Linked DNA regions of Homo sapiens: region 2 is linked to region 1. Evidence: chromatin contacts called from ENCODE POLR2A ChIA-PET data. All regions are on one chromosome and are shown on one strand. Each heading gives the region's core, a stretch centred on a gene start or an enhancer-like site at or near the end of the contact. The rest is flanking DNA. Distances are from core to core; before and after follow the strand shown. Region 1 overlaps WSB1 (WD repeat and SOCS box containing 1). Region 2 overlaps LINC01992 (long intergenic non-protein coding RNA 1992).

Region 1 (4,718 bases), core at 839-3,338:
CTCTTGAACCCGGGAGGCGGAGGTTGTGGTGCGCTGAGCCTGCACCACTGCATTCCAGTCTGGGCAACAGAGCGAGTCTCCGTGTCAAAAAATATATATATATACATATATATATATATTTCTGTTTAATATCAGCCTCATTCTTGGCTTTTTTTTTTTGAGATGGAGTTTCACTCTTGTTGCCCAGGCTGGAGTACAATGGTGCAATCTTGGCTCACCGCAACCTCCGCCTCCCGGGTTCAGGCGATTGTCCTGCCTCAGCCTCCTGAGTAGCTGGGATTACAGACGCATGCCACCATGCTGGGTTAATTTTTTGTATTTTTAGTAGAAACGGGGTTTCACCATGTTAGCCGGCTGGTCTCGAACTCCTGACCTCAGGTGATCTGCCTGCCTTGGCCTCCCAAAGTGCTGGGATTACAGGCGAGGGCCACTGCACCTGGCCTCTTGGATCTATTTTAATCATTATCTTTCTCAGGTATCTCTCTAATGCCCATCATCCTTAATCTATTTTTTATAAGAACATTTCATTATTATTCAACAATTCGGAAGCATAAAACGACCCAGTGGAGTAGCCATTTCATTTCTCTTACTTACTGATCTATACTCGAGCAAGTTTGTCCAACGTGTAGCCCACGGGCCACATGTGGCCCAGGATGGCTTTGAACGTGGCCCAACACAAATTCGTAAACCTTCTTAATAACATTATGAGATTGTTTTTGTAATTCTTTTTTAAGCTCATCAGTTAGTGTATTTTATGTGTGGCCCAAGACAATTCTTCCAATGTAGCCCAAGGAAGCCAAAAGATTGGACACCCCTGTTCTAGATGATTTCTATAGCTCACACTTTACTTTTGGAGAACAATTTTTTCAGAAAGAGCCATTGATGCTTCAGCCTTATTTAAAACCAAACAAACACAAACTCACTATAATGACGGTGACAGGCAACACTGTATTATAGGTTTTCCTAACAAAACCTGTAATACTACTTTCAGACCAGAAGACCAACTGTTATGTGGAACTATAAAGAAAATTCCTTAATCAGTATCTTTAAAACAGAAACCAGAAGGATAATGACAGTAGTCTCTAATAGAGAAAATAGTGCTGGAGTTGATAAAAATTGAATTAAATCATTTTTTCCTTCTCCAATTCCAGCCCTATTCAATCATTTTCTGATTCCTCAACTGTTAAGATAAGCCTAGACTGGTCAGGCACTGTGGCTCATGCCCGTAATCCCAGCACTTTGGGAGGCCAAGATGGGCAGATCACTTGAGGCCAGGAGTTCAAGACGAGCCTGGCCAACATGATGAAACCCTATCTCTACTAAAAATACAAAAATTGGCCCAGCTCACGCCTGTAATCCCAGCTACTCAGGTGGCTTATGCACGAGAACCACTTGAACCAGGGGAGGCAGAGTATGCAGTGAGCTGAGATTGCACCACTGCACTCCAGCTTGGGTGACAGAGCGAGATCCTACCTCAAAGTAAAAAATAAAAGCATACATAATGTCAAAAAACAACCACACAAAGCTACCCCACCCACCTGTAATAAAACAGGTCACTTTATACCTGGCTCAGACCAGATTTTTGCTGGTGGCTAAAGAATGCTTTATGGATCAAAGGGCAGGTTGAGATTGCCTACTTACGTTCATTCCTTCCAAGCATCTTACCATAAACATCTGCCAAGGTTATGACGAGCATGTCACTAGGTTGCATTTTATTAGTTGCTGCCAACAGCTCTTACTTCTGATGGAAAAGAATTTAACAACAACAAAAAAACCCAGTATACTCCAACTTATGCTTTTTCTATGCTTTTATCACCAAATGATAGTACATCCATATATAACTCTAGATATTTGTTTTATAGTCCACACACTTGCTAGTTAAAATGTATTATCATAAGCCACAGTCTGTTCAGAATTACTTGGGTAAAATGCTATGTCACCTACAAACCCTCATCTGATTAATATGGAGGTTGTAATCACTGTCTCAATGGTTTCAGGCTCGTGAAACTTCTCATGCTATTTTCTTACGCCTGTGCTGGCTGGCTGACGGCCAAGTCCTCTGCCTCTGCCACTGCCTCAACCCATAAGCATGCTACAGTGCAGTCCAACCTTTTTTGGTCTTGCCGACCCAAGAGCAGTGTAAACCAGTTGAATCCAACTGCATCACAGTCACAGCAGGCAGGAAATTTCAAGGATCGTTAAGTTTAAGATTTGCCAACCTAAGATCAAGTTATAGGTTTTAAAGTGATTTCATTATCGCAAAAGGATAGCTTGGCTGCTGAGTGTGATTTTCCTATGTTCACATGTACTCCATGGGATTCTAAAACAGAAAATTAAATCTGAACATAAATGATCTGCCAGTTCTCCAAATGACAGGCTTGTGGCAAAATAGGAGAGGCAGTGTCATTTTCAAATCATGTAGCTAGAATCTGATCCAAGTCCATAATCAACGTCTTCCCTATTTTCCTTTGGTCCTTCAGTCTGTTATTACTGTTATTACCTTCTTCCCCACAGACAAATGGAAAATTCAAACATGTTTCTACTTGACATATACGCTGCAATCTTCCTTTCACACTGGCACTCACTATGGTTTTCACGAGAAGAGGTGGCAAACAGGTGAACATCTCACAGAATGTAGCTTCCAAAAATGCTGTTTTGGGCCAGGTTCGGTGGCTCACACCTATAATCCCAGCACTCTGGGAGGCCGAGGCGGGCGGATCACGAGGTCAGGAGTTTGAGACCAGTCTGGCCAACAGTGAAACGCCGTCTGTCCTAAAAATACAACAAAAATTAGCTGGGCGTGGTGGGGGAGCGCCTGTAATCCCAGCTGCTTGGGAGGCTGAGGCAGGAGAATTGCTTGAACCCAGGAGGTGGAGGCTGCAGTGAGCCAAGATCGCACCACTGCACTCCAGCCCAGGTGACAGTGTGAGACTCCGTCTCAAAAAAAATAAAAAATAAAAAATAAAAAAAGCTGTTTTTACTTGACTGGATATGTTGGTGTGGAAAGCAAAAATAATGCAATGATATGAAAAGTAATGGTATCTTATTTATTTAGAGTCTTACTCTGTCACCCAGGCTGGAGTGCAGTTGCGTGATCTCAGCTCACTGCAACCTCCATTTCTCCAGTTCAAGCAATTCTCTTGCCTCAGCCTCCTAAGTAGCTAGGAGTACAGGAACCCACCACCATGCCCAGCTAATTTTTGTAATTTTAGTAGAGACAGGGGTTTCACTATGTTGGTCAGGCTTGTCATGAACTCCCGGCCTTAAGTGACCCACCTGCCTTGGCCTCCCAAAGTGCTGGGATTATAGGTGTGGGCCACTGCGCCCGGCCAGTGTATTTTAAAATTATAAAGCCGATATATTACAAAGTAAAATGCAGGGGAAAAAAAGTCACAAGAAGTATAAAGATTAGATGCTTCTTGTGCTTCTTTTTGTAAAATACAGATGATCCTCAAGAAGTAACTTGAGCAGATTTTCTACTGGCTTTCAAATTGATAACCCTACACCCCCTATAAATTTTTACATTCCTTAACAGAGCTAACCATAGGAACTTCCAAATAATTTCTCAGTGGAAATGAGTCTTCAAAATCACACATGGCTCATAAGAGTTTTGCTTTTTTAATGCCTTCTCAAAGGACCCAGACTGCTAGATTTTCATAATAACTACTTTAACCAGATAGACTTACTATAGGCTGGTAGTTCCCCACTAAAAGATACTTTTCTCTTGCTTAGTAGTCACCTTCCTGTGTTCTAGAGCTTCCCTATGCTTTTAAAATATGCATTATTACAACAGTTCTCCTAAAAACAAAACCACCATAAGAGCTGCTGCACTCGGGGAGCCCTGAATGAATTCTAGAGCAGCGCCTGAGTCCTGCATTCTTTCTTCATTGTCCTTTTTGCTTAATTTGCCTGTGGTGTACCATCAACCTTACAATGGAGACAGAGAGAAAGTACTCCACCTAACCTATTTAAGAAACATTTGCAATATACTGTTTTTTTTTTTTACAAGTCTTTAATTAAAAAACTCAACAAAAATATATAATTGAGCATTTTACATAATGCATACATTCTTAATATCTGCAGGTAAGATAAACAACAGAAGGCAAAAGCAGATATGCTGTATTGCTTCTTTGGCAACTCACCAATATCATCCCCTGCAGAAACAGAGTTTTTTTTTTTTTTTTTAAATCCATGGTCTTAAAATAATTGTCCCTTAGTATAAACAAAATATTTAGCAATAATACAGTAGACGGATTCTTCAAATTCACAACAATTTATAATACTTTATACCACAAGGGTAAACTAGTAAGCTGCTTTCTAAAATTAAGGCAGCAGCAGTGTTTAGAGGGGGAGTAAAAAAAAAAAAAAAGACATCCTTTTTCTAGTTATATCCTGGCTCTGCCTTCTTTGTTGTTGTTTTTAAATAACGTCACATTCAAGCTCTACGTCTTGGATGACATTCCTAAGGATAATAAAATCCTTTTCCCTGTACATAAACTGTGTTTCACTTCCAGATCAGTCTGACACTCTCCAACAAAACCAAATACATTTCGTATGAGGCAACACAATTTTTTTTTTTTTTTGAGATGGAGTCTCGCTCTGTTGTCCAGGTTGGAGTGCAGTGGTGTGATCTTGGCTTACTGCAACCTCCACCTCCTGGGTTCAAGCAATTCTCCTGCCTCAGCCTCCCAAGTAGCTAGGACTACAGGTGTGCACCA
Region 2 (4,412 bases), core at 440-2,939, 650 kb before region 1:
CTCTCTTGCATGCCGAGTTTATGTGACCAGGTTGAGTGCTCAGATCCTGGTACCAGGATGTTGGAGTTTGAATCTGGCTATTCATGGGGCTACTCTAAGCCTTTACCTTTGGTGTTTCTTGCAACACCAATCACTGCATATGTCACAGAGAGTCCTTTAGGGACCCAGACCTGCTGTTATTAAAATAAGACCTCACCGAGGCAGGAGGATTGCTTGAGTCCAGGAATTCAGTACTAGCTTCAGCAACATAGGGAGATCTTGCCTCTACAAAACCCAAATCAAATCAAATCAAATCAAAACACACAAAAAACAAGACTTAGTTCTTAGTAATCCCCGCACTTTGGGAGGCTGAGGCAGGTGGATCACCTGAGGTCAGGAGTTCGAGACCAGCCTAACCAACATGGAGAAACCCCATCTCTACTAAAAATACAAAATTAGCCAGGTGTGGTGGCGCATACCTGTAATCCCAGCTACTCAGGAGGCTGAGGCAGGAGAATCACTTAAACCTGGGAGGCGGAGGTTGCGGTGAGCCGAGGTTGCGCCATTGCACTCCAGCCTGGGCACAAGAACGAAACTCCGTCTCAAAAAAAAAACAAAACAAAACTGGGTTCTAAAGTTCGCTAGACCTCATCTAAATCCCAGTGTGGCTGTTCATTGGATGTGGAATCCAGGTAAGTTTCATAACCATTCTGAGGCTCAGTTTCTGGGTCTATAAAATGGGGTTAATAATAGTATTCCAGCCTGGGCAACATAGGGAGAACCCATCTCTGCACAAAAAAAAAAAAAAAAAAAAAGTAACCAGGCATGGTAGTGCACACCTGTAGTCTCAGCTACTCAGGAGGCTGAGGCAGGAGGATCTCTTGAGCTGGGGAGGTGGAGGCTGCAGTGAGCTGTGTTAGTGCCAATACACTTCAGCCTGGGTAACAGAGCAAGACCCTATGTTAAAATATATACGTGGCAGGGCACAGTGATTCATGTTTGTAATTCAGTACTTTGGGAGGCTGAGGTGGGTGGATCACAAGGTCAGGAGTTTAAGACCAGCCTGTTCAACGTGGCGAAACCCCGTCTCTACTAAAAATACAAACATTAGCCAGGCATGGTGGTGGGTGCCTGTGGTCCCAGCTACTCAGGAGGCTGAGGCAGGAGAATGGCTTGAACCCAGGAGGTGGAGGTTGCAGTGAGCCGAGATCACACCACTGCACTCCAGCCTGGGCGACAGAGCGAGACTCAGTCTCAAATAAATAAATGAATGAATAAATAAAATTTTTAAAACATAAAATATATATATATAAAATACCTACCTCCCAAGGTATTTGTGAGGAGTAATTGAGACAATACATACCAAACAGCACATGGCCTGCTTCAAATCAGAAGCTTACTGAATGTCTTTTTAAAAAATTCTGATATAGAAACAAAGATATGTCAGTGGAGAGGAGGGGCCAGGAAATGCTGTGCACAGTGAACATGGACAAGTGGACAGGTGGATAAATGGAGTGCTATTGTCTCAATGTTTGTGTTCCTCTAAAATTTCTATTTTGATATCCTGGCCCCCAAGGTGATGTTATTAGGAGGTGGGACTTTTGAGGAGTGATAAGGTCACTGGGGTGGAGCCCTTATGAATGGGATTTGTGCCCTTATAAAAGAGGCCTGAGAGAGAACCCCTGCCCCTTCCACCATGTGAGGACACAGTGAGAAGCTGCCATCTGTGAACCAGGAAGCAGGCCCTTACCAGAGACTGAATCTGCTGGCACCTTGATCTCATACTTCCCAGATTCCAAAACTGTGGGAAAGACATTTCTGTTGCTTATAAGCCACGCAGTCTGTGGTATTTTGTTATAGCCACCCAAACAGACTAACACAATGGCATTACATTAGTGCGTCCAGGATAGCTGAGTTGAAGGAAGGAGAGAGGCGTAGCGTAGAATCCTTTTTCTGCTTCTGCAACTTGCACCAACCTGGCTTGAACTTTGCTTTCAACAGTCGGTGTCCTGATGGTAGAAAACCACGAACACAGGCAGTAAACACACTTCTAAACATGCCATTTGGAATCCAGAGTCCTTTGACACGCCAGGGTGGTTCTACAACCAGGCTGGGGGCCAGGGGAGGGATCCTGGCCACTGAAAGGCTGGCATCGACACATCAGAGGGAAAGGAAAGATCACTGGCATTTAGGGATGCCTGGAACCTAGTGAGCCGAGCAATGAGGTCACCAATTCACCCTCTGGCTGTAGAGTCCCATCTTGGGAGGTGATTTTTATCCTAATGGAGGTGGGGAGGCGAGGTAATGAGCAGCTGCTTTTCCTTACTGTGTAAGGTGCTGCCTCCAGGCCAGGCACCAGCAATGTCAGGAAATGATGTGAGGGTTCAAAGTGAGGCCTGAAGTTAGTGAAGCCATTTGTGCGGCATGAGGGAAAACAGAGGAGGTAGCTGGCTTGTGAGTTATTTAAGGCCATACCCAGCCAGCTTCAAAGAGCATCCTTGTCTATGTTGAACGGCTTCCAGGCCAGTCTCTAGCTGGTTCTCTGAGAGGTGATAGGTGAGAAGAGGGGTTGGGAGGGCTGTTTAGTGTGGTCTGCAGTGTGAGCTGCTGCAAGCCCTGGGATGTGTTCTTTCTGGGTGTGGAGAGTGTTTAGATCAAACCAGAAATAGCACCAATAGCCAACTTACAATATGATGAGCCCTTCTGCGTACTAATTCACTGAGTCCTTGCAACTTTATTTGTTGGGTGTTTTTATTAACCCCATTTTGCACGTGGGAAAACTAAGCCAAGGCACAGGTCGAATAACTTGCTAGAGGTCCTATTAGTATTAAGAACCAGAATTTGAACCCAGGTAGTGTAGCTCCAGAACTTGGGTGCTGACCCACTGTGCTATCACGGTATTTAGCAGAAATGGAATTCAGTGATGGGCTAGGTCAGATATATGGGAAAGGAGTAGAGCTCCTTATTTGGCTTGATCTAAGCTCTGGGAGGCAGGGTTATGGTCGGCTGAAGGCTCTGAAGTGCTGAGTGGGCCAGAACCAAATATCAGAAGTTCAATTGTCTTGTACACAAAAGTGAGGAACCAGAGGTGGCTCGGATACATTTGACTGAGTAATTTGTTTGTGATCTTTGACAGAGTTTTGCCCCAGCTCCGTGCATGATACTTGGGTGATGGAGATCAGGTTACCTCCTGGCCCTGTGATGGCCCCATAGGCTCCAGGGGCAAGAGGATTCTGCTTCCTAGGAAAGAGAAAAAGGAAAAAGCTTATAGTGAAAACAGCATTGGCTTTAGAGCCATACAGGCTCGGCTGGGCTTGAAACCTCACCCTAACTCCCATTAGTTACTCTGTGTAACTTTGAGAAACTGTCTTACCCTCTCTGAGTCTCCGTGTCCTCATCTGTAAAACAGGGATAATAATAATATGTACCTCACAGCATTATTAGGAGGATTAAATGAGATAATGAATACACATTAACAGTGCCTGGGATGTGGAAGGTGTTTGGTTGGTGTAAATTCCTCCCCTCTCCATGCTTGCTTTCTTCTCCTTCTTTCCTGGGAAAATATGATTTGCTGGGTTAAAAAAAAAAAAAAAAGAACAAGAGAAAGACATTATAGCTGCAGGGCCTGCAGTCCTCCTCAAATGCCTTGGCAAGGGAGAAGGTTATTTCTGATCCCAGTTGTGCTTGGAGAGGACAAGGGTGCAAGAAGGAGCTGCTGGCCCTGCCTGGCTACCTTTCTGTGGTGGCAATCACTCTGGCATTGATTCTGCCCCAGGAACTGACACCAGAGGCTGCACATGCAGGAAAGATGGGCTGAGATGGGCCTGAAGCTCAGGCGGGGAGCTGCACCCGAAAGAGGACTGAGACCAGAGGAGGTAGCCCTGAGCCCATGACTGGAGAGAAACAACAGAATGGCAACTCCCAGCTGGCAGAGAAGGCCACCCTATCTGCAGGAGCCCAGCAACAGGGGGTCTTGGACTCAGCCAACAGCCACCTCCTTCCTCCTCTTGCCCTTCATGAGAAAAGCAAACTGGGTGGGTTCTCCCTCTGAGCCACTGGAAAAAGAAAGGCTACAAAGAGAAGACTGGGGGTGTGCATTCATTTATTTTTTCATTCATTCCACTAATACTTATTGAGCACCGCTTCCCTCCACATGTGTCTCAGTCCATGGGCGACTTATGCAGGCCCCACTTCACAGACAGCACACTTGCTAGCAGTATGGGCTTGGTTAAGTTACTTAACTTCCCTGGACTTCAGTTTCTTTAGCTGTATAATGGGTTAGAAGACACCTACTTGGTATATGACAGGCATGCAATGAATATTGTCTCTCTTCCTTTCCCATCTTCTCCTTTCCAAATGTTTGCTGAGGGAGGGAGGACCTGAGGCTCTCAGTACTCATTTGCATGTGATTTTGTATAAATGTGGGATGTCTT

Evidence for each region. ChIA-PET counts read pairs that join two places held with the same protein, here RNA polymerase II (POLR2A).
Region 2: POLR2A ChIA-PET joins it to region 1 with 13 read pairs in Panc1. The contact joins two enhancer-like sites. POLR2A ChIA-PET finds 5 or more read pairs at or near these places in 2 of 52 experiments (Panc1 and activated CD4-positive, alpha-beta T cell).

Annotation. Positions count from the first base shown.
Region 1 is chr17:27,312,906-27,317,623 of GRCh38, reverse strand. WSB1 (WD repeat and SOCS box containing 1) reads right to left here. Exons shown (of 9, transcript NM_015626.10): 9 at 1,698-4,718. Among named protein-coding and RNA genes, the nearest start is that of LINC03146, 17 kb to the left of the region's middle. Within about 2 kb of position 2,088, at least 20 of the 41 ENCODE cell types and tissues checked have a DNase peak (open chromatin) inside an H3K27ac peak, as active enhancers do.
Region 2 is chr17:27,963,133-27,967,544 of GRCh38, reverse strand. The region is part of intron 2 of LINC01992 (long intergenic non-protein coding RNA 1992); the gene reads left to right. It overlaps LOC124903962 (a long non-coding RNA gene), which reads right to left. Exons shown (of 2, transcript XR_007065683.1): 2 at 2,713-3,219. Among named protein-coding and RNA genes, the nearest start is that of LINC01992, 26 kb to the left of the region's middle. Within about 2 kb of position 1,689, at least 2 of the 41 ENCODE cell types and tissues checked have a DNase peak (open chromatin) inside an H3K27ac peak, as active enhancers do.